Regions from separate parts of the Homo sapiens genome. Here region 1 is linked to region 2. Evidence: read pairs that join two places in POLR2A ChIA-PET (ENCODE). Cell type or tissue: Caco-2. All regions are shown on one strand. Links, peaks and the distances in the headings refer to the core of each region. The heading gives the core; the rest is flanking DNA. Region 1 has its middle 11 kb from the start of PSMB4. Region 2 holds the start of LOC124904418 (a long non-coding RNA gene).

The links. Peaks named below come from ENCODE experiments on the same cell type or tissue, not always from the same donor. Only the 100,000 strongest peaks of a DNase experiment are listed, where the experiment ranks them.
Region 1: POLR2A ChIA-PET joins it to region 2 with 6 read pairs; 3 of 35 experiments call an interaction of 5 or more read pairs at or near these places.

The regions. Positions count from the first base shown.
Region 1 is chr1:151,383,094-151,393,436 of GRCh38, forward strand. No RefSeq gene overlaps it. Among named protein-coding and RNA genes, the nearest start is that of PSMB4, 11 kb to the right of the region's middle. In Caco-2, for the core only: no CTCF peak of the experiment used is centred there; no DNase peak of the experiment used is centred there.
Region 2 is chr1:151,124,979-151,135,321 of GRCh38, forward strand. SEMA6C (semaphorin 6C) reads right to left here. Exons shown (of 19, transcript NM_030913.6): 15 at 10,185-10,331; 16 at 9,820-9,897; 17 at 9,642-9,697; 18 at 9,423-9,467; 19 at 6,729-8,539. The coding sequence ends at 7,506. LOC124904418 (a long non-coding RNA gene) reads left to right here and starts at 4,236. Exons shown (of 2, transcript XR_007066619.1): 1 at 4,236-4,435; 2 at 4,531-5,134. It overlaps GABPB2 (GA binding protein transcription factor subunit beta 2), which reads left to right. Exons shown (of 9, transcript NM_144618.3): 9 at 1-564. RefSeq lists enhancers at 6,103-6,202, 6,676-7,460. In Caco-2, for the core only: no CTCF peak of the experiment used is centred there; DNase peaks (open chromatin) are centred at 6,423 and 7,060; H3K4me3 peaks cover 1,128 bases.

The sequences.
Region 1 (10,343 bases), core at 1,048-9,047, 260 kb after region 2:
AAAAAAAAAAAATTAGCCAGCATGGTGGGGCACACCTGTAGTCCTAGCTATTTGGGAGGCTGGTGCATGGGATTCCTTGAGCTCAGGAGTTTGAGGTTACAGTGAGCTGATGGCGCCACTGCATGTCAGCCTGGGTGACAGAGCAAGACCCTGTCTCTGGAAGAAGAAAGGAAAGAAAATGAGTGGTCTTTTTATTAAATTGCAGATAATTAGAAATGCCTCTTTATTAAAAAAATAATAATAAAGCTGTTTTGAAAGACGGCCTTCGAAGTTACTGTCATTGCATTGGACACGTTGCCTTGGAGGAGACGCAGCCTGAGGGTCTGCCCTGACTCATGAGCAGGGCCCATGCTTTGCTGGGTGGACAGACTTGGATAGAACAAAATCAAAGGGCTGGTGAAAGGGGGTTTGGGAAGAAGGCCTGTGAATGGACCTCACAGAAAGAGCCCAGAATGCAAGAATATTTGTGTCTAGTGTAGCCATTCAACCAGCAGGCCCTCTCCCTGGAGGATGCTCGTGACGATGGAGGGTGAGGCGAACCTGTTCTGTGGATGTCATTGTTTTCTCACTGATATTCCATGAACAAAGAGGTTGTGGTGGCTAGAGCAGAGGCTGCACATGGCCTTGCCAGCATGGACCTCCTCTTTCTGAGTCAGGCCCAGTTGGAGCCACTGCTGAAGACACAGAAGCTACCACAACAGTCCACCACCTGGGGAAGGGTTGTTTCCACTACTGTCTGCCAACATGGAGGGAGCAGAAACGCATTCTCTTTAGAAGGCAGTTTCATATTTCTAGGTTTGGATTTGCGTTCTCTGACCCGATACTGCCACCACCACCATCTATAGACATCCTGGATGTCTCATACACTATCACAGTGCCCCACACTGAGTTACCACTTCTGACAAAGGGTCTCACTGTACAGTGAAAGACGGGTAATGATACCCAGCGTGTGACGAGTCCTGCAAGTGTTAACCCATCTTCACAGCAAACACATAGATCTAGGCACTATTATTAGCTCCATTTTACAGATAAGGAAACTAAGTCACAGAGAGGTTTCATAAATTGCCTGAAGTCAACTGTGAGTAGTGAGGTCCGTATTTGAACCCAGACACTATGGCTCAGAGTCCATGCTGTGAACCCATGGGAGTCATGGATCTTACCATGTACCTCATCCCTCAGAAGCAGCTGGCCTTAGGGAAGACTCAGTTATGGCAAAACCTTCTGAGGTTGGAGTGCTGGCCACAGAATGCAGTTTATGCCCTGAACCTGCAACCATTCTGCAGCAGCGTTTCTGTCTCAGCTGGAATTCATGATGGGCCCAGGATCAGAGAGGTAGAAGTGGAAGTAGGGCCTCTCGCTATTGCACCTGATGACCCATTCACAACATTTTCACGTGCAGTCCCATGATGCTGAGCTCTGCTAGGTGGGAGGTTTGATGCCCCACAGAGATTAGCTTCCACAAAAATAAGCATTGAACTGGAAGCTGAGACAGCTACCTTGCTCTTCTGGGCTCCTTATGCCATCGAGTGAACAGGCAGAAAAGGAGAAGATGTGAGCTGTGGTGATCAATCCTGACATCTTGATGATTTACAGGAAAAAGAGTTGCTGTTACACAGCAGGGCCAGGGAGGAGGATGGGAGGAACCCTCAGCAGCCCACAGGAATATCTTGTACCACCATGTCCAATAGTTAAGGTTAACAGAAGATGAAAGCATGAGATAACCAAGACTTCAGGTCCTCTAGCAGCAAAGGCTTAGGTCACTCTACGAGGAAAGAACCCCAACCATCTTCAGTCCTGGCTGTACTAACATAGTGGTTAAGAGGCTGAGCTCTGGTACCAGACTGGCTGGGGTTCGAATCTGTGTGCTAACACTGCTGGCTGTGTGCCTTTCCTTACGTTAGTTTGCACATCTATAAAATCGAGATGATAATAATTAATATCTCAAATGGTAATTTTGAGAATTAAATGAGTTAATACTTGTAAAGCACTTAGAACATGTTCTGGCATGTAATAAGCACTCTATAAATGTTACCTATTATTAAGTCAAAGGAATGAGAAGTAAAAGGGAACCAAGTCATAAATACTAGCTACAGCCTCAGGATCAGTTGGGAAAATGAGACTATGACACACAAAACCCTGTACAGAAATGTTTATGCCAGTTTTATTTGTAATAGCTAAAAACTGGAAAGAAAAACCCCAGATACCCTTCAATGTGTGAATGATTAAATGAACTAGTAAGTCCAGGCCATGGTGTATTACTCTCCAATAAGAGCGAATGAATGATTGATACATGCAGTGACCTGGCTGAATCTTCAGAGAATCATGCTGAGTGAAGAAAGCTAATCAAGAGGTTTCATACTGTATGATTCCTTCTAAAGAACTTTTTTTTTTTTTTGAGACAGTCTTCCTCTGTTGTCCAGGCTGGAGTGCAGTGGCGTGATCATGGCTCACTGCAGCTTCAACCTCCAGGGCTCAAGGGATCTTCCTGCCTCAGCCTTCCAAGTAGCTGGGACCACAGGTGAGTGCCGCCACACCCAGCTAATGTTTTTAAATTTTTTTTTGTAGAGATGGTGGCTGGACACAGTGGCTCACGCGTGTAATCCCAGCACTTTGGGAGCCTGGGGTGGCAAATAACATAAGGTCAGGAGTTCGAGACCAGCCTGGCCAACATGGCGAAACCCCATCTCTACTAAAAATACAAAAATTATCCAGGCATGGTGGTGCATGCCTGTAATCCCAGCTACTCAGGAGGCTGAGGCAGGAGAATAGCTTGAACCCAGGATTTGGAGGTTGCAGTGAGCAGAGATCACTCCACTGCACTCCAGCCTGAGTGACAGAGTGAGACTTCGTCTCAAAAAAAAAATTTTTTTTTGTAGAGTTGGGGTTTCGCCATGTTGCCCAAGCTGGTCTCAAACTCCTGGGCTCAAGTGATCCTCCTACTTCAGCCTCCCAAAGTGCTGGGATGACTTACATGAGCCACCACGCCCAGCCTATAGAACAGGGGTCCCTAACCCTTGGGATGCAGACTACTACTGGCTGTGGCCTATTAGGAACCAGACTGCACAGCAGGAGGTGAGCCCCAGGCAAGCTTTACAGCCTGAGCTCTGCCTCCTGTCAGATCAGCAGCCACATGAGATTCTCATAGGAGCTCAAACCCTATTGTGAACTGTGCATGAGAGGGATCTTTGTTGTACACTCCTTATGAGAATCTAATGCCTGATGATCTGAGGTGGAACAATTTCATCCCAAAACCACACCCCATCCCCCGCATCTGTGAAAAAATTGTCTTCCATGAAACCCATCACTGGTGCCAAAAAGATTGGGGACCATTGCTATAGGACATTTTTGAAATGATAACATTATAAAGATGGAGAACAGACAGTGGTTGACAGGAGTTAAGGGGGTGTGGGGTTGGGAAGGAAGTGCATGTGGCTGTAAAAGAGATCCTTGCAGTGATGGAAATGTTCTATATCTTGACTGTGTCAATGTCAATATCCTGGTTGTGATAATGTACTATAGTTTTGCAAGATGTTATCAATTGAGAGAAACTGTGTAAAGGGCAATCTTTCTGTTATTTCTTACAACTTCATGGGAACCTACAATTATCTCAAAATACAAAGTTTAATTTAAAACATGAGAACAGTAATTTATTTATTTATTTATTTTTTCCTCTCGAGACAGAGTCTCGCTCTGTCACCCAGGCTGATCTCAGCCTGGGTGTGATCTGGGCTCACTGCAACCTCCACCCCGGGGTTCAAGCAATTCTCCTGGCTCAACCTCCCAAGTAGCTGGGATTACAAGTGCCTGCCACCACACCCATTTAATTTTTTTGTATTTTTGGTAGAGACGGGGTTTCACCATGTTGGCCAGGCTGGTCTCAAACTCCTGAGCTCAGGTGATCCACCCGCGTTGGCCTCCCAAAGTGGTGGGATTACAGGCATGGCCCACCGCACCCAGCCGAGAACAGGAATTTCTACCTATATTTCCTTCCTTACTGTGTTGTGTGTGTTTGTATGTGTGTGTGTTTAATTTGTAGCATTTGCCAGTTTCTGTGGTGTAAATACTCCCACTACAGCTGTTTTCAAGCTAACATTGTGATACCACAAAAAATGGAATTGGGAAGGCACAATCAAGATTAACAAGCCAGTTTAGACCAAGACAATTTTTCTGCCCTATTAGTTGGGCACAAGTTAGAAAGGCTGATAGTATCTCATGTTGGAAAGGTGAGAGAGAAGGGCCCTCATGCATTATTAATGGCATATGCATTGAAGTGCCCTTGTTTGAGGGCAATGCTGTTAGTAACTTTTAAAATATGAGATGTCATACTTTTTGACTGAAAATACAACTCTTGTAGGATTCTATTTTATAGAACTACTTAGGTGCATAAATATACAAAAATAACTGTCATTGCAGCATTATTTGTAATAGTGGAAACAGAAGACTTTTCATTAATAAGAGAATGGTTAGGCCAGATCCAGTGGCTCACACCTGTAATCCCAACATTTTGGGAATCCAAGGCAGGAGGATCGCTTTAGCCTAGGAGTTGGAGACCAGCATGGGCAACATAACAAGACCTTGTCTCTACTAAAAAAAAATAATAATAATTAGTCTGGCATGGTGGCACACCTGTACTCCCAGCTACTTGGGAGGCTGGGGCAAGGAGGATTGCTTGAGCCCAGGAGATTGAGGCTGCAGTGAACTGTGATCACACCACTGCACACCAGCCTGGGTGACACAGCAAAACTCTGTCTCAAAAAAAAAAAAAAAAAAAGCACTTCGGAGGTCGAGGGAGGCGGATTGCCTGAGCTCAGGAATTTGAGACCAGCCTGAGAAAAATGGTGAGACTCCATGTCTGCAAAAGATATAAAAATTAGCTGGCTGGTGGGCGCCTGTAGTCCCAGGAACTGGGGAGGCTGAAGTGGGAGGATGGCTTGAACCTCTGGGAGGCGGAGACTGCAGTGAGCCGTGACCCACCACTGCACTGCAGCATGGCCAACAGAGCCAGACCCTGTCTCAAAAATAAAATAAAATAGGCCAGGTGCAGTGGCTCACACCTGTAATCCCAGCACTTTGGGAGGCCGAGGTGGGCGGATCACCTGAATCAGGAGTTTGAGACCAGCCTGACCAACATGGAGAAACCCCGTCTCTACTAAAAAATACAAAATTAGCTGGGCGTGGTGGCGCATGCCTGTAATCCCAGCTACTCAGGAGGCTGAGGCAGGAGAATTGCTTGAACCTGGGAGGCGAAGGTTGCAATGAGCTGAGATCGCGCTATTGCATTCCGGCCTGAGCAACAAGAGCGAAACTCCATCTCAAAAATAAATAAATAAATAAATAAAATAAAATAAATAAAAATTAGCCAGGCATGGTGATGCGAGCCTGTGGTCCCAGCTACTCAGTAGGCTGAGGCAGGAGGATCACTTCAGCCCGGGAGGTTGAGGCTGCAGTGAGCCATGGATTGCACCACTACACTCCAGCCTGGGTGACAGAGTGAGACCCTGTCTCAAAAAGAAAAAAAATGGTTAAATAGTTCATAATATATCTGTGCTGTGGAATATTGTGAAGCAATTACAACAAGTTAAGTAGACTATACAGGGGAGGAGGGCCAAGACATTTGAGAGCAAAAAGCAGGCTGCCAAACTGTATATAACACGATTCCATTCCAAAAAATAATTCTGTTTGCATGTGGATAAAAACAGTCTAGAAAGACACAAGATAAAAATGAAGGTTACTTGGGAAAAGAGTGAAGTTGGGTAATTTTTACTTTGTATATTTATTTATTTGGGAGAGTTTTGCTCTTGTTGCCCAGGCTGGAGTGCAATGGCGCTATCTCGGCTCACTGCAACTTCTGCCTCCCAGGTTCAAGCGATTCTCCTGCCTCAGCCTACCAAGTAGCTGGGATTACAAGCACCTGCCACCACGCCCGGCTAATTTTTGTATTTTTAGTAGAGACGGAGTTTCACCATGTTGGCCAGGCTGGTCTCAAACTCCTGACCTCAGGTGATCTGCCCACCTCGGCCTACCAAAATACTGGAATTACAGGCATGAGCCACCACGCCCAGCCTTATTATTATTATTATTATTATTATTATTATTATTATTATTTTATTTTATTTTATTTTTTGAGACAAAGTCTCGCTGGGTAGCCCAGGCTGGAGTGCAGTGGTGCAATCTCGGCTCACTGCAACCTCCACCTTCTGGGTTCAAACGATTCTCCTGCCTCAGGCTCCCAAGTAGCTGGGACTACAGGCGCCCGCCACCACGCCTGGCTAATTTTTTTATTTTTTTATTTTTAGTAGAGACGGGGTTTCACTATGTTGGCCAGGGTGGTCTTGAACTCCTGACATCGTGATCTGTCCGCCTCAGCCTCCCAAAGTGCTGGGATTACAGGCGTGAGCCACCGCGCTCGGCCGTACCTGTCCTTCTTGGGAAGGCTTTCCAGGTATTTGAAGGGACTTAGGTGTTGTCATCTAAGCTGTCTCTGCATTAGGCGGCACCCCAAGCTCAGTAATGCTGTGGTCCCTGCAGCCTCATAGAGTACCACCTTGGTGGTCCTGAATAAGAGCCAAAATAATTCTCTGGATTACCAGGTAGAAATTCCTATTCTCTTCTTGTATTTTCTTCCAAACAAACAGAGTCTCTCTCAAAGTCTCAAAGCCATTTGTAGTGGCATAAGGATCTTGCCTGTGAATAGCCACTGCTCTCCAGCTTGGGCAACATAGTGAGAACTCATCTGTCAAAAAAAAATTTTATAGTAATGCTGAAATCTAAAATCGTATTATAACCTCTCTCAACCCACCATTTCCCTTTCCAGGGACCAAGTTACTCCCTTCCTCCCCTTTCCCCAGGAAAGCCTACTTCCTGCTTTAATTCCATTATAATTGGCAGATTTCATTTATTTTTATTTATTTATTTTGAGACGGAGTCTCGCTCTGTCGCCCAGGCTGGAGTGCAGTGGCGTGATCTCGGCTCACTGCAAGCTCCGCCTCCCGTGTTCTCGCCATTCTCCTGCCCCAGCCTCCCGAGTAGCTGGGATTACAGGCGCCCGCCACCACGCCGACTAATTTTTTGTATTTTTAGTAGAGACGGGGTTTCACCGTGTTAGCCAGGATGGTCTCGATCTCCTGACCTCGTGATCCGCCCGCCTTGGCCTCCCAAAGTGCCGGGATTACAAGCATGAGCCACCACGCCCGGCCGCTTTCATTTATTTTTTATTGCTGGAAAATGTTTCAGAAGTTCCTTACTTTTTTCCCAGAGTGTCATTATAAGTAAGACTATATAAAACTCATTTTCAACTGCCACTATGACTCAATTTTACACACATGCGCGCGCATCCCCCACCCTCGCCTGCCCACATTCTTAGTGTTGTTTTGTGTGTTTAAATTAGCGCAGATGGTACCATATCATATATGTCATTCTGTGGTTTATCTGGTTCACTCAACAATGTGTTTGATATGTTAGGTTCTTTCCTTTAAGCTACCTTGTAGTATTCTTTTGTAATAATATACTGCATTTTATCTACTCCCCCTTGATGAGCATTTAGACTGTTTCTATTTTTTTGCTATTACGAACAATGCTCTGATGAACATTCTTGAATGTTTCCTAACGTGTACATGTGAGTGTCTCTATGTTATAGGTTTATTGGGTAATTTAGCATGTGTAATTTTCAGTTTTATTAGGTGCTATCAAGTTTTTTTTTTTTTTTTTTTTTGAGACAGAGTTTCACTCTTGTTCCCCAGGCCGGAGTGCAATGGCACAATCTTGGCTCACCGCAACCTCCACCTCCCGGGTTCAAGTGATTCTCCTGCCTCAGCCTCCTAAGTAGCTGGGATTACAGGCACCCGCCATCATACCCGGCTAATTTTTGTATTTTTAGTACAGACGAGATTTCATCATGTTGGCCAGGCTGGTTTCGAACTCATGACCTCAGGTGATCCACCCGCCTTGGCCTCCCAAAGTGCTGAGATTATAGGCATGAGCCACTGCACAAAGCCTTAAACATTGCCTCAAACCTCAGTGACCTTTGCCTAGAGGTGTAAACCTTGACTCTAATCTACCCCGACTAAAGGACTATGACTCTGGAGCATAATCTTGGCAGGAAGCATGTTAGAACTGCCCTTCTCATTGCCAGTCTCTGATTTTATTTGTTTGATTTAGCACAGATTAGGGGAAAATCTGAATATCCATAATCAGACAGGTTCACTGGTCTGAGAAGGGTGTGGAGGTTGAGCACAAAATTTCCTCTCCCTATTCCAGAACTTGGGAGTTACACAGTTCAGTGAACCCTTGAAGGTAGAACATCAGAGGAACAGAGGGTACAGAACTGAATGTGTAAACTGTTGATCTTCTGGGCATTCCTGGTTGTGAGCTTTCCCAGTATGAGAGGTGCTCAGAACGGGGTGGGCCAGGCCTAGTGGTTCAGGGGAATAACGTGTTCTGAATGTGTGTTTATTCTTTTCAACTTTATTATTTTTATTTATTTATTTATTTGTTTATTTGTTTTGAGATGGAGTCTCACTCTGTTGCCAGGCTGGAGTGCAGTGGCGTGATCTCTGCCCACTGCAACCTCCACCTCCCTGGTTCCAGCGATTCTCCTGCCTCAGCCTCCCGAGTTGCTGGGATTACAAGCGCCCACCACCATGCCCAGCTAATTTTTCTATTTTTAATAGAGATGGGTTTTCACCATATTGGCCAGGATGGTCTCGATCTCTTGACCTCATGATCTGCCCGCCTCGGCCTCCCAAAGTGCTGGAATTACAGGTGTTAGTCACCGTGCCTGGCCTTATTTTTATTCCTTATTTTTGAGACAGAGTCTCTCTCTGCCACCCAGGCTGGAGTGCAATGGCACCATCATGGCTCACTGCAGCCTCGGCATCCTGAGTGCACGCCAGTCTCCCACCTCAGTCTCCTGAGTAGCTGGGACTGCAGGTGCACACCACCAGGTCTGGCTAATTAAAAAAAATTTTTTTTTGTAGAGATAAGGTCCCATTATGTTGGCCTTGAACTTGAACTGCTGGGATCAAGTGATCTGCCAGCCTTGGTCTCCCAAAGTGCTGGGATTATAGGCGTGAGCTACTGTGCCTGGCCTTATTTTAAGCAATGCCACCAAAGGGCTGAGGAAGGAATGAAGACTAGATGAACTAAAATTTCAGAGAGGGGAGAACTTTTCTGAGGTGAGTTGAGTATATACTTAGGATTGGGTTTAACCTAGACAGAATGCCTCTCCTTGGGAAGACCATCAAAAGTTTCTGGTGGCCATGCAAAGCAAGTTGGAAACTTAAGGGGCCTCTAACTATGGCCAGTTTTACCTATGGAATATTTGCTGAACACTGGGAATGTGCAGGAGCCTGGAGAGTCAGGCTAAAAGCTCCTAAAAGGCAGACTGAATCTCCTATGGTCTGGAATTATTGATTAAAAAATGAAGATCTGCTGAGGCAGAGCAGGGAGAAGAGCCTCAATTACTCAACTGGTCTTCTCCTCCTCAAGATATTTGCCAGATTTTGAGTCTGCATGAAGTAGAAGCCTGGAGAGCTAGCTCAATATCATTCCGTATTTCAGGGCAGAGAGGATGAATACCTGTCCAGTTTTCAATCAAAGGTTGTGAGAGGCCGGGCACAGTAGCTCACATCTGTAATCCCAGCACTTTGGGAGGCTGAGGTGGATGGATGGCTTGAGTCTAGGAGTTCAAAACCAGCCTGGGCAACATAGTAAGACCCCCATCTCTTAAAAAAAAAAAGAAAAAGAAAAGAAAAGAAAAATTAGCCAGGCATGGTGGCACGCACCTGTGGTCCCAGCTACTAGGGAAGCTGAGGTGGGATGATCACCTGAGCCCAGGAGATGGAGGTTTCAGTGAGCCATGATTGCACCACTGCACTCTAGTCTGGGTAACAGAGCAAGGCCATCTCAAAACAACAACAAAAGGTTGTGAGAAGGGGGATGAACCAGGCTGAAACAGCAACCCAGTCCTGTCACAGTCTAATCCCAGATTGAATTGAAGTGATCAGATCCTTACTCTATCTGCCTGATAGAAAAAAGGGAAAACTCTCTTTGGTAGAAGATGATATGATATGGCTCCTCTATATTTACTCATAATTTCTGGCAAACAATACAAAATTGTAAAACTTGCAAAGTCAAAAGTAAACGTGACCAAAATTAAAGAAAAAAAAAAGATAATGGAAGCAGACCCACAGATGATCCAGATATTAGAGTTAGCATTCAAGAATGTAAAATAACTACAATTAACATGTAAAGGAAAATAGAGAAAATGATGAATATATAGATGAAAATACGGATCATTTAAACAGAGAAATAGAATCTATAAAAAAAGTCAAATGAACATATTA
Region 2 (10,343 bases), core at 1,468-9,467:
ATTCCATTGTTCCTATCTCATTGAGGCTTTCCCAGGCATTCGAATTTAGTTAGTAGGTCATTTCTAATCTCTGGGCCTTGTCTTTTCTCTCTCCGTTCCCCTCCTTCCCTACCACATATTTTTTGTTTATTCTGAGGTGGTTTGTTTCTGAAAGTTAATCTAGGTCACCTTCTATATCCTGTGCTTTCTAGTTGGCTTTAGACATCTTGTTCTAGCAACAATGATGGTAGCAGCTCTCTCCCTGACCTTGCCCCATGTGCTGTCCTTCTGTCAAGGCCATTTGTGTGTGTACTGCGGCAGGTGTGTGTGTGGGGGGATGCGCCCAGACTGTTCTCACAATGTCCTCAGTTTTTCAGGTTGTCTGACAGCTTTATGTACAGCGTATTTTTAGAAAAACTTAAATATACTTCTTTATTTAGGGTTTTATTCTGATGAGCAAGTTTGTGTGTATATGTGTGTATGAGCATTTGTATGTATATATACTTATACAGATCTATATTATATATACAGTTTTTGTACTATCATTTAAAATAAAAATGTTTCTCAATAAAATGTCAAAGCCGACCATTTCAGGGTGTCATTGAATTTGTTTTCATCTCCTGGGCAAAATTTGTATCTATTCTCTTTTTTTTTTTTTTTTTTGAGACGGAGTCTCGCTCTGTCGCCCAGGCTGGAGTGCAGTGGCGGGATCTCGGCTCACTGCAAGCTCCGCCTCCCGGGTTCACGCCATTCTCCTGCGTCAGCCTCCCAAGTAGCTGGGACTACAGGCGCCCGCCACTACGTCCGGCTAATTTTTTTGTATTTTTAGTAGAGACGGGGTTTCACCGTTTTAGCCGGGATGGTCTCGATCTCCTGACCTCGTGATCCGCCCGCCTCGGCCTCCCAAAGTGCTGGGATTACAGGCGTGAGCCACCGAGCCCGGCCAAATTTGTATCTATTCTCTAATGACAGGTGAACCACAGAGCTCATTTTCCCTGTCCAACTGAGCTAACTGAAGGGGGAGGGGTATAGATCTACTAACCCATGCATGGCCATTGCCTTTTCCTTATCCACCGCTCTCAGCCTGGTATTCTTGACAGGCAGAGCAAGTTGAGGTAAGAAATGAAATGAGAATGAGGAGAGCTTTTGACCAGCTTGTTAAATGTACATTTTCCTTCTTTCTCTCATTCCCCACTCCCTTCCCTAAAAGCAAACAACCAAGGGAGGAGAAAAGTAGCTGAAGAAAATGATTATGTGCCTTGTGTGGGAGTAAAGTCAATACTGAGACGTATGGGGAAAAACATCAGACTCAGGAGTGCTTGGAAAGAGTAGATTTACTTTGCCAGCTTCTCAGCTATTCTTGGTTAATAGGGTGCTTGCTGCTATCTTAGTCCAAAATCAGCACACATTTATATTTAAAAATAGGAGGATCAGTCTGATAGTAGCACAATCCCCATTGATAGCCGGGGTGAACAGACCAATTTGACTAGCAAGATGGGTATCCTATCTAGTGTATAGAGTTCTGAAAAGCTGTTTTGTTGGCAAGAAGGATACCTTTCTTTACAAAATTAGCTTTGAGCCTGTCCAAAGCTAAGGACATATAAGCATCTGTGTTCAGCGACTGGAATCTCAAGTAAGTTCTCAAAGTCAATATTTAGGAAATTGGACACCTACCATGTACTAGGGTACATGTAGATAATTTCTTTTTGGTAAATACATATAGTCAGCAAATGCTGTGCACATATTCAAGTAATAGAAAGTAATTCTGGCAGGTACTTTATTAATATATATAGTCTTGGCTGTGCTGACAGAAAAAAAAGCAGGAACTTGTGGAGCCTTAAGAACCAAAGAACTAAAAATCTTGTTGAATTAAATCCTGGTGAGAGAAATCATCAAGATGGGAAAGTTGGAGGGAACTAGAGAGATAGGAACCTAGAGTTCTCTGATGGGTGATACTCTTTTTTTTTTTTTTTTTTTTTTGAGACAGAGTCTCACACTGTTGCCCAGGCTGGAGTGCGGTGGCATGATCTTGGCTCACTGCAGCCTCTGCCTCCCAGGTTCAAGTGATTCTCCTGCCTCAGCTTCCCTATTAGCTGGGATTACAGGCATGCACCACTACACTCAGCTAATTTTTGTATTTTTAGTAGAGACGGGGTTTCACCATGTTGGCCAGGCTGGTCTTGAACTCCTGACCTCAGGTGATCCACCCGCACTGGCCTCCCAAAGTGCTGGGCTTACAGGTGTGAGCCACCGTGCCCGGCTGGGTGATAGTCTTAAGTAATGGGAAAAATTATGAACTAGGGCAACTTTCCTAAGACTTCCTTCCTCTGTAAAAAAGAACCCTCTACTCCAAGGAGATCAATAGGTAAAAAATACAGGTGAAGGCTGAAGTGGGAGCAACCCAGTGATAACTACACCTGTGTAAGGCTTGTGCAAGACATTTGATAGGTAATTGAGTAAGTTAAGACTATGGGAGACTTCTGAACAAAAGTGTGGGGTTGCAGTCTGCTCCTATAACCAGTCCTAAAGTTTAAGGGTAGTGCTGTAAAGGAAAGGAAAGTTTGGGAAAGGGCCCAAAATTATAAATAACAATAGCCACCATGTTTTAAGCTTTTGCTACATGTCTGGCAATGTGCTAGGTACTCTGCATATACATATAAATACCCATCTTGTAAGGTGAGTATTATCCTCATCATATAGTTGTAAAAATAGGTTGACTTTGCAGAGTCACACACTTGTAAAAATTGTCCTTTTTTTTTTTTCTTTTTAAAGACAGGGTCTCACTCTTGCCCAGGCTGGAGTGCAGTGGCATGATCTTGGCTCACTGCAGCCTCGACCTTCGACCTCCAGGTCTCAAGCAATCCTCCACCTCAGCCTACTGAGAAGCTGGGACTACAGGTGCACACCACCATGCCTGGCTAATTTTTGTATTTTTGGTAGAGACAGGGTTTCACCATGTTGCCCAGGCTGGTCTTGAACTCCTGAGCTCAAGGGATCCACCTGCCTTACCTTCCCAAACTGTTGGAATTATAGGCGTGAGCCATGGCACCCTGGCTAAAATTGTTCTTTCTAAAACTACAGTTTCTACATTGAGTTAATTAGTGTACTTTCCTCTGTGATTTCCCTTTTGTCAGAATGCTATTTTATTCACTAGCCTTGGGCAGCTTAATTCATCTCAGATTTGCATTTAAGAAACTGAGGGCCGGGTGCCGTGGCCCGTAATCCCAGCACTTTGGGAGGCCAAGGCCGGCGGATCACGAGGTCAGGAAATTGAGACCATCCTGGCTAACATGGTGAAAACCTGTCTCTACTAAAAACACAAAGATTAACTGGGTGTGGTGGCAGGCGCCTGTAGTCCCAGCTACTCAGGAGGCTGAGGCAGGAGGCGGAGCTTGCAGTGAGCCGCAGTTGCACCACTGCACTCCAGCCTGGGTGACAGAGTGAGACACTATCTCGGAAAAAAAAAAAAAAAAAAAAAAGCCAAACTCGGGCAGATCACCTGAGGTTGGGAGTTCGAGACCAGCCTGGCCAACATGGTGAAACCCCATCTCTACTGAAAATACAAAAATTAGCCGGGCATGGTGGCACATCCCTGTAATCCCAGCTACTCGGGAGGCTGAGGCAGGAGGCTTGAACCCAGGAGGCAGAGATTGCAGTGAGCTGAGAGAGCCGAGATTGCACCACTGCACTCCAGCCTGGGCGACAGAGCAAGACTCTGTCTCAAAAAAAAAAAAAAGAAACTGAGAAGAAAAATATGATCCAAGCAGCATTTCCTATAAGCTCCCCAAAGTAAATTTTGCTCCAAAACTAATTTGGGGGTATCTGCATAGAGTTTCTGGCCAGCAATACTTGAGCAAGAAGAGTAAAAAATAATCTCTCTTGTGGGGAATGAATAGGGTCTTCATCTCTAGGTATGCTGGATGTTTTCTTTCTTTCCTTCCAGATTACGCTCCTCTATTCTGTAGCCTGTTCTCTGTCCTGGGAGACTGACCTATATGAACATCAATGGGCTTCCTGTGCTTTGGCCTCCAGTTGGATTCAGCCAATAGGGAGCCCTGACAGGAGACTGGGGGAAGAGAAAAGACTGAAGTCGATGTATTGACATTTGCCAGGCACAGTGGTGCACTCCTGTAATCTCAGCTACTCGGGAAGCTGAGGCACGAAAATCACTTGAACCTGGGAGGCGGAGGTTTTGGTGAGCTAAGATCACACCACTGCACTCCAGCAACTGTATCGCAAAAAAAAAAAAAAAAAAAAAAAAAAGTCACTGCTTCTCTCAAGGCACTCTCCCCCTCCAGGACCTAGAAACTAATAACTCCTTTTATCCTTTTAGGCCTAATACAGTTATTAGCCTCCAGTTACTGACCTATCCTTTGCCCATACCTTTCAAAATAGCCCTTCATTATTTTGAGAATGTTATTTCCTGTTGGGACCCTGTCTGATACACCTGGTAAAGGTAGGTGATCTTTTCGATTTACAGGCTTCATATTTTATCCATGTACTTGAACCTTACTCTCATACATATAACCTTATATTCTTATGAGCCAACAGTTCTGAAGGGTCAACTGCTGGATTAAGTAGCAGAGAGTGACGCATACCTGTGTGGTTCTCATGGATGGGACAGTGACATCAAGGAGTTAAAAACCTGAGAGACAATAATATCTCAGGCCCCTGTGACTTAGCCCCCAAAGAACCCAAGATGCTGAACAGCTTTTCAAGCTCTGTGACTGTGGAACCTTCTGTGATTCAAGTCCCCAAAGCCTTACACAAACTGATGGAATCTGTCTGCTGGGGCCCTGGTTTCTCCATAACCTCCCAGGATGCCTCTGAGAAATCAGCTTAGAAATCCCTGAGGATGATGATGCTATCCTCCCGTTGGCACATTCTGGTTTTCCTAAAGACAAAAACTGAGCTAATGGTATGATTTTTTAAAAAAGAGTATTAGCAGATTCCTTGAGGTCATATTTATCCTTCTATTGTCAGGGATAATTTACTTTAATTCATCCTCTTAATTTATTATTCACTACTCTCTATCAGGGAGAGGTATCTGTATTAATGAACTGCATACTTGGTAGAAGTCTGCTTTATTTTGGGCAAATCATTTTCCCACAAAGCACTTAATTTAAATATATATATTTATACGGTACTTTACAAATCCCTGTTGCCATATGTTCTTTCCATTCCTTACCAAAAAAACAGCCTCAAAGATGTTGGTTGAATTGCCAAGGTCACATAGAAAACAAGAGGTAGAGACCCAGGACTGTTGCTCTCACTGCAACATAGTTACTTCTGTTAGCTCTGAGAGTTCAGTTTAGATACTCTTTGGCTAAAGAAGTCACCATAGTGATAAATACTAATAAAAGAACATATTTTATAATTAAACTACAACCAGGACTTTAACCTATAAATTACTGCTGCCTGCAAAGAATTACAAGATTAAATTTCCATTGTATATATCTCTCTTTTAGGTCTATATTTAAACCTTAGGATCATTTACCCTTTTTGTTTGTGACCACCTTCAAGGCAAGAACTATATTTGAGTTTTGTCCCTCAGAGGACTGTGAAAGGCTGCAGCCTTGAAACTTTTCCTTGTCCTTCAAAATTTCGGTTTGAAGAGGATAATGAAGTCAAGTGACTGGATTCTCTACTCCTTCCTTGCTTGCTTTCCTCCAGTATCTAGGAAACTAGCACTGGCCCCGAGGCACCTTGGTTTAAGTAAGGCACCCCATACGGGAAAAACTGAGACCTAAAGGACCACTTCAACCTGGTGAAACAAGCGCCAAGCAAAAAGAGGTCAGACTCTGGAGGACAACCAAATTTGGCCAGACAAGCTTAACTGAAATGGAAATAATGTTCAGAGGGCATTAAAAAACCCTGGGGGTAAAATCTATAGGTGAAAATTATAAGGATACAAAGGGAAAGGGATTGCCTAGTGAAAGCAGATCGCAAAGTTAGGAATAGGAATAGCCTATGCGTGAGTTTGAAGGAATTACTATCTCACAAGATACCATGCCTTCGCCTTTAGAAAGCGTTTTCACATTCTGGTACTTGAGCTTCTCAACCCCATTTTTCAGATGAACAAATGGAGGCTCCGGGCGGAGTTCTGACCAGTCATGATCACAAGTAATAAAGCGCGGAACTAGGAACAAGTTCAGGCTTCCCCAAATTGTTCTCAGCAGTTTCCCGCCGAGGACATTTAGGTAGCAAACGGGAAGGGGACTGGTGAGGCTTCCTTAGCAGCAAGAGTTGGCCCGACCCCCAGGCGGAGCCAGCGGGAGAATGTGGGGCTCGAACTGGGCGGACATTGCAGCCACGCGGGGGTGAAAAACCCGATTTGTAAATTCGCACCAGCTGCCTCCTGCGTTAGGCCTTAAAGCGTTGTTAGCGAGGGTGGTGGGCGGTGCAGGTGGTCCTGTTCGTCCCTCTCATTGGTGCCGGGGATAACGGACAGGTATCCGCAGCCAGTCCCAACCGGAGCAAAGGGAGCTTCACGACAGCTACACGCTACCTGGTCCTGAGCGCGCGGAGCTTGAGCGCGGCGGCGGCTTCTTGGGGGGTGGCTAAGCGTGCGTGTGACGCCGCGCACGCTCTCGTCCCCCGTCCCGCTCCTTAAGTAAGAGCCGGGGGCAGACCCTTGCCTCCAACAGGGACGAATACTTTGCTGTTTTTTGTAGCCTACCCCTCATGCAACCCAAAATCTGCCAGACAAATTCTCCTAAGGACAAGATTTTCTGATGTGGAACTTCAAGTAACGTACACTGCAGCTTCATTTTATTTCTCAAAAAATTCCCTCCGCCGCCCCATCCCATAGACTAGGCCTTTAAGAAAGTCCCTCTTACCTCGATCTGGAAACGAGCTCCGAGGGCCTTCCCCAGCCTCAACTAAACTTTACCGGGGTCCCCCTGGCCCTGGCTCACCTCGACACCGTTAATTCGCTCGTCTCCTTTAGGAAACCTTTCCAGACTGCCCCCCGGCGGGACCGCAGCCATCCCATTACCCGGGAGAGCCCAGGGCCCAGATGAAGGCAGAGAGCGAGGGCGCCCAGAGCGAGCCGACCGACTGCCGCCCTCCCCCGCCCGAGTGAAGTCAGGCAGTGGCTGCAGACACGGCTGTATTGGGAAGCGGAGGCTCCTACACAGTAGGAGAGGCACGTCCCAGACCCAGAAGGCCCGAGGACTCTGGACACAGCGCGCGCGGCCCGCCCGGGGCACAGTCTCTGGGGGAGCCCCGAGGGGCGAGTTAAGGCAGCTTGGCTGGAAGGGAGCGGGGAGTGGGAGTCCGCCAGCTCCCCCTGAAATGCTGGCTCACTGAGGAGACGGGCTTCTCACCTCCCACTCTTCTGTCGAGGACAGGGGGAAAGACAGTCAATAAATAAACCCGAGGCGAAAAGGGGCCTCGGGAGACTCTGCGAGTCGGGAAGGCTGGAGGTGCGGGGCGAGGGGGCGGTGAAACGTCCTGAAGAGCGTCCAGCTCGTGGCCGAGAGGACTCGGGCGCTCCCCACGCTGGAGGCCGTGGGCCGCTCCCTTTAAAAGTTGAAACGGCCGCCGTTCGGGACGGCCTGGCGGGAGGAGGGCCCGACGAGGGGAGGCTTCAGGGACAACTGGGGCTTCTCGACGTCCACCCTTTTCAGGGCGCGGCCCCGGTAGCCCTCGGGCCGGCCCAGGTACAGGAGGTGCTTCCCGGGACCCCCGGAGTACCTGGAGGGACCTCCCGAGGGGACTCGAGTGAGCAGGGCAGGGGGGGCCCGGTGGCCGGAGAAAGGCAACCTCCGGCCTCCGCCGACGCCCAGCCGGGGAGCGGGGGCGGAGAGCGCGGGCCGGGCGGGGGCAGAGGCGCACCTGCCCTCGGGGGGCACGTCCAGCCTCAGCGGCGAGGCGCACTCGTGGGGCCTGGGGCTGGGGCCGCCCAAGAGGGCGGGGGCGGGCTCCGGCGGGAGCGCCCGCGAGGTTAAAGGGGCGGGGGGCTCGGCCCCCTTTCTGGGCGGCTGCGGGCCGTGCAGGTAGCGCAGCAGTTCCTCCAGGGTGGTGACTTCCACGGCCTGCCCGGGACAGCCGGGCGGCGGTGGCCTCACCAGCACGCGGGGCGCGGGCCCGCCCGCCGCGTGCCCGCCCCGTGAGCGGCCCGGACCCTCCTTGGCGTTGTTCCTGTTCTGGTTCCACTCCCAGGGGTCCCCGGCGGCGCGGAGGTGCTTGACCGGCAGCTCCGGCGTGGACTCGGGGGTGGGCAGGCAGGCCAGCTCCGGCGGGGGCACGCCCTCCGGAGGCGGCAGGAAGGTGGTGTAGAGCTGCGGCGTCTGCACCGCGTCCCCGTCCTTGGAGGGCGGCGGGGGCTCTGGGCCCCCACCGTGGAGCCGGGCCAAACTGCGGAGGGAGAGAGGGCGCGGGAGCCCCGGAGTCTCGATGTCCTTGCCCCGACGTCGGTGGGCGCGGCGACAAGCACAGGAGACCAGGAGGCCAGAGACTGAGGCGCCCAGGGCAAAAGCTGCGGCCACACTGGCCAGGAGGAGTGGGATGGGGACGGAGCGGGAGGCCGAGGCTGGGGGCAGGTCCCGGCGCACGCCTGCCGACCGAGAGGGAGGAGGGAGGCTCAGCCAAGGGGAGGCGGTGCGGGGTACCTAGGCCCAGAGGCGCCGGCAGTTCCCAGGCCTGACATCATCGTCCCTCCCGCTGCTACTCAGCCTCACTCCTACAGCCTCCACCATCCTCAGGATTCACCTCTCCTGACTCCTCAGCATACAGCCCACGCACTACCCCTCACACTCAGGCCAGAGCTTGGGCCTGGGGATTCCCCATCCCACTTCTGGCCCCTGTAGCCATGCCAAGAGCAACTGCCAAAAACTGCTCGTGCAGGAGAACTCGGGGCTGGGATGCCCAATTCTGGGGAAGGGAGGCTCCAAACAGGCGTTAGTGAGCACCAAACACCATTCAGTGAGGGGCTTAGAACGCTCCGAGAATCAGCAGCCCCACACTTCACTCCTATCTCTCCCAAGTAGCCCCCTTACCCCGAGTGTGAACTCCAAGAGTGGAAGACTGGGGCCGGGGGTGGGCATCACTGGGAGGACTGGGGGTCCCAGGGGAAGGGCCAGGACCCGGAAGCACTGGTGGCAGAGACCAGGTCAGAGCCAGTGAGGCTCTTGATCTCTACCCCTGACACCCTTCCAGGGGTCCTTCCTCCCTCCTGTGGAACCCAGGAGTCCAGAACGCCAGCCTCTAGTTTCTTCTGGGCCTGGGGAAGGGCTCATCATGCAGGACATTGATTTATTTGTTCAAAAAGTACCCTACTGTGTGCCAAGTACTGAGCTACATGCTGGGTATCTGGAGGATGCCGACCCTTTTCCGATACTCCCAGGGTATTCAGAATGCTGCTCTGCTGCTGCTACAGGACACACACTCAGGTATGTGGGCTGAGCAAGGGAAGGTGAGGTTGGGACAAGAGGACTCACCATAAGCAGAATCCCCAGGGCCAGACTGACTCCCAGTAGCTCCATCTATGAAGAAGGGACAGGGTGAAGATGGGGGGAAAGAGAAGCTTCATGAAGAACTGATGGGGTGACTGTGCCACAGAAGGAGAGAAGGACAAAAGGCCAAGCCTGGGATGGTGTCTGTGGCCATCATGGCCATGTGCAGCTTTGGCTGCAACAGCAGCTGCCTCTTCTGTTTACCTTGGCAGTCACCATGCTCCATGGATTCCTGGTTCCCAGCCTGATCCACATCAGTCCTAGGAGGAAAACGAAGTGGCTATAGAATTCTGTACGTTGTCCGTATCTCCCACTCTGGCCCTCAGCTTGTCTTATTGGTGGGGAATTTTATGCTCAGGAAACCCAAGGACCCATCACTTACCCACCAGATCCCCTGATATCCACACAGCCCCTGGAGCTATGCCATCCACAGTATGGGTCCTGAGAAGCCAAACAGCTCCTAGGGAAAACGGAGGTGTGTGAGGCTGGATCCCTTTCTACTCCAGTCACTTTCCATTCTGCTGCCTTTTCCCACCCTGGCTTACAGGAGGCTCCCAGCCTCATTCTCTCCTGTCCACCTCAGTCTCTCCACACCCTGGTTGCTGCCCACCTTCAGAATGCTTGAGGTACCTAGGCACCCCACAGCCATCCCCTGTGTTTTCCTGCCACCCCAAAGACCTGTGTTTCTGTGCTCTTGCTGGCCCGGGGAGCTTGCCCACACAGGGCCTGGCCTCAGGCCCCTCTCACCTCTGACAGGCCCCATGCCGGGCACACCGGCTGAGAGGGAGGTAGACAATACAGCCAGAAAAAGCCACAAAAAGCCTGTGACCCTCAGTGTCCAGCTCCAGCCCTATGATCCGTCGTGCTGTTTGGGCTGTCCGCTTCCCACTGCACCTAGGGTGAGGC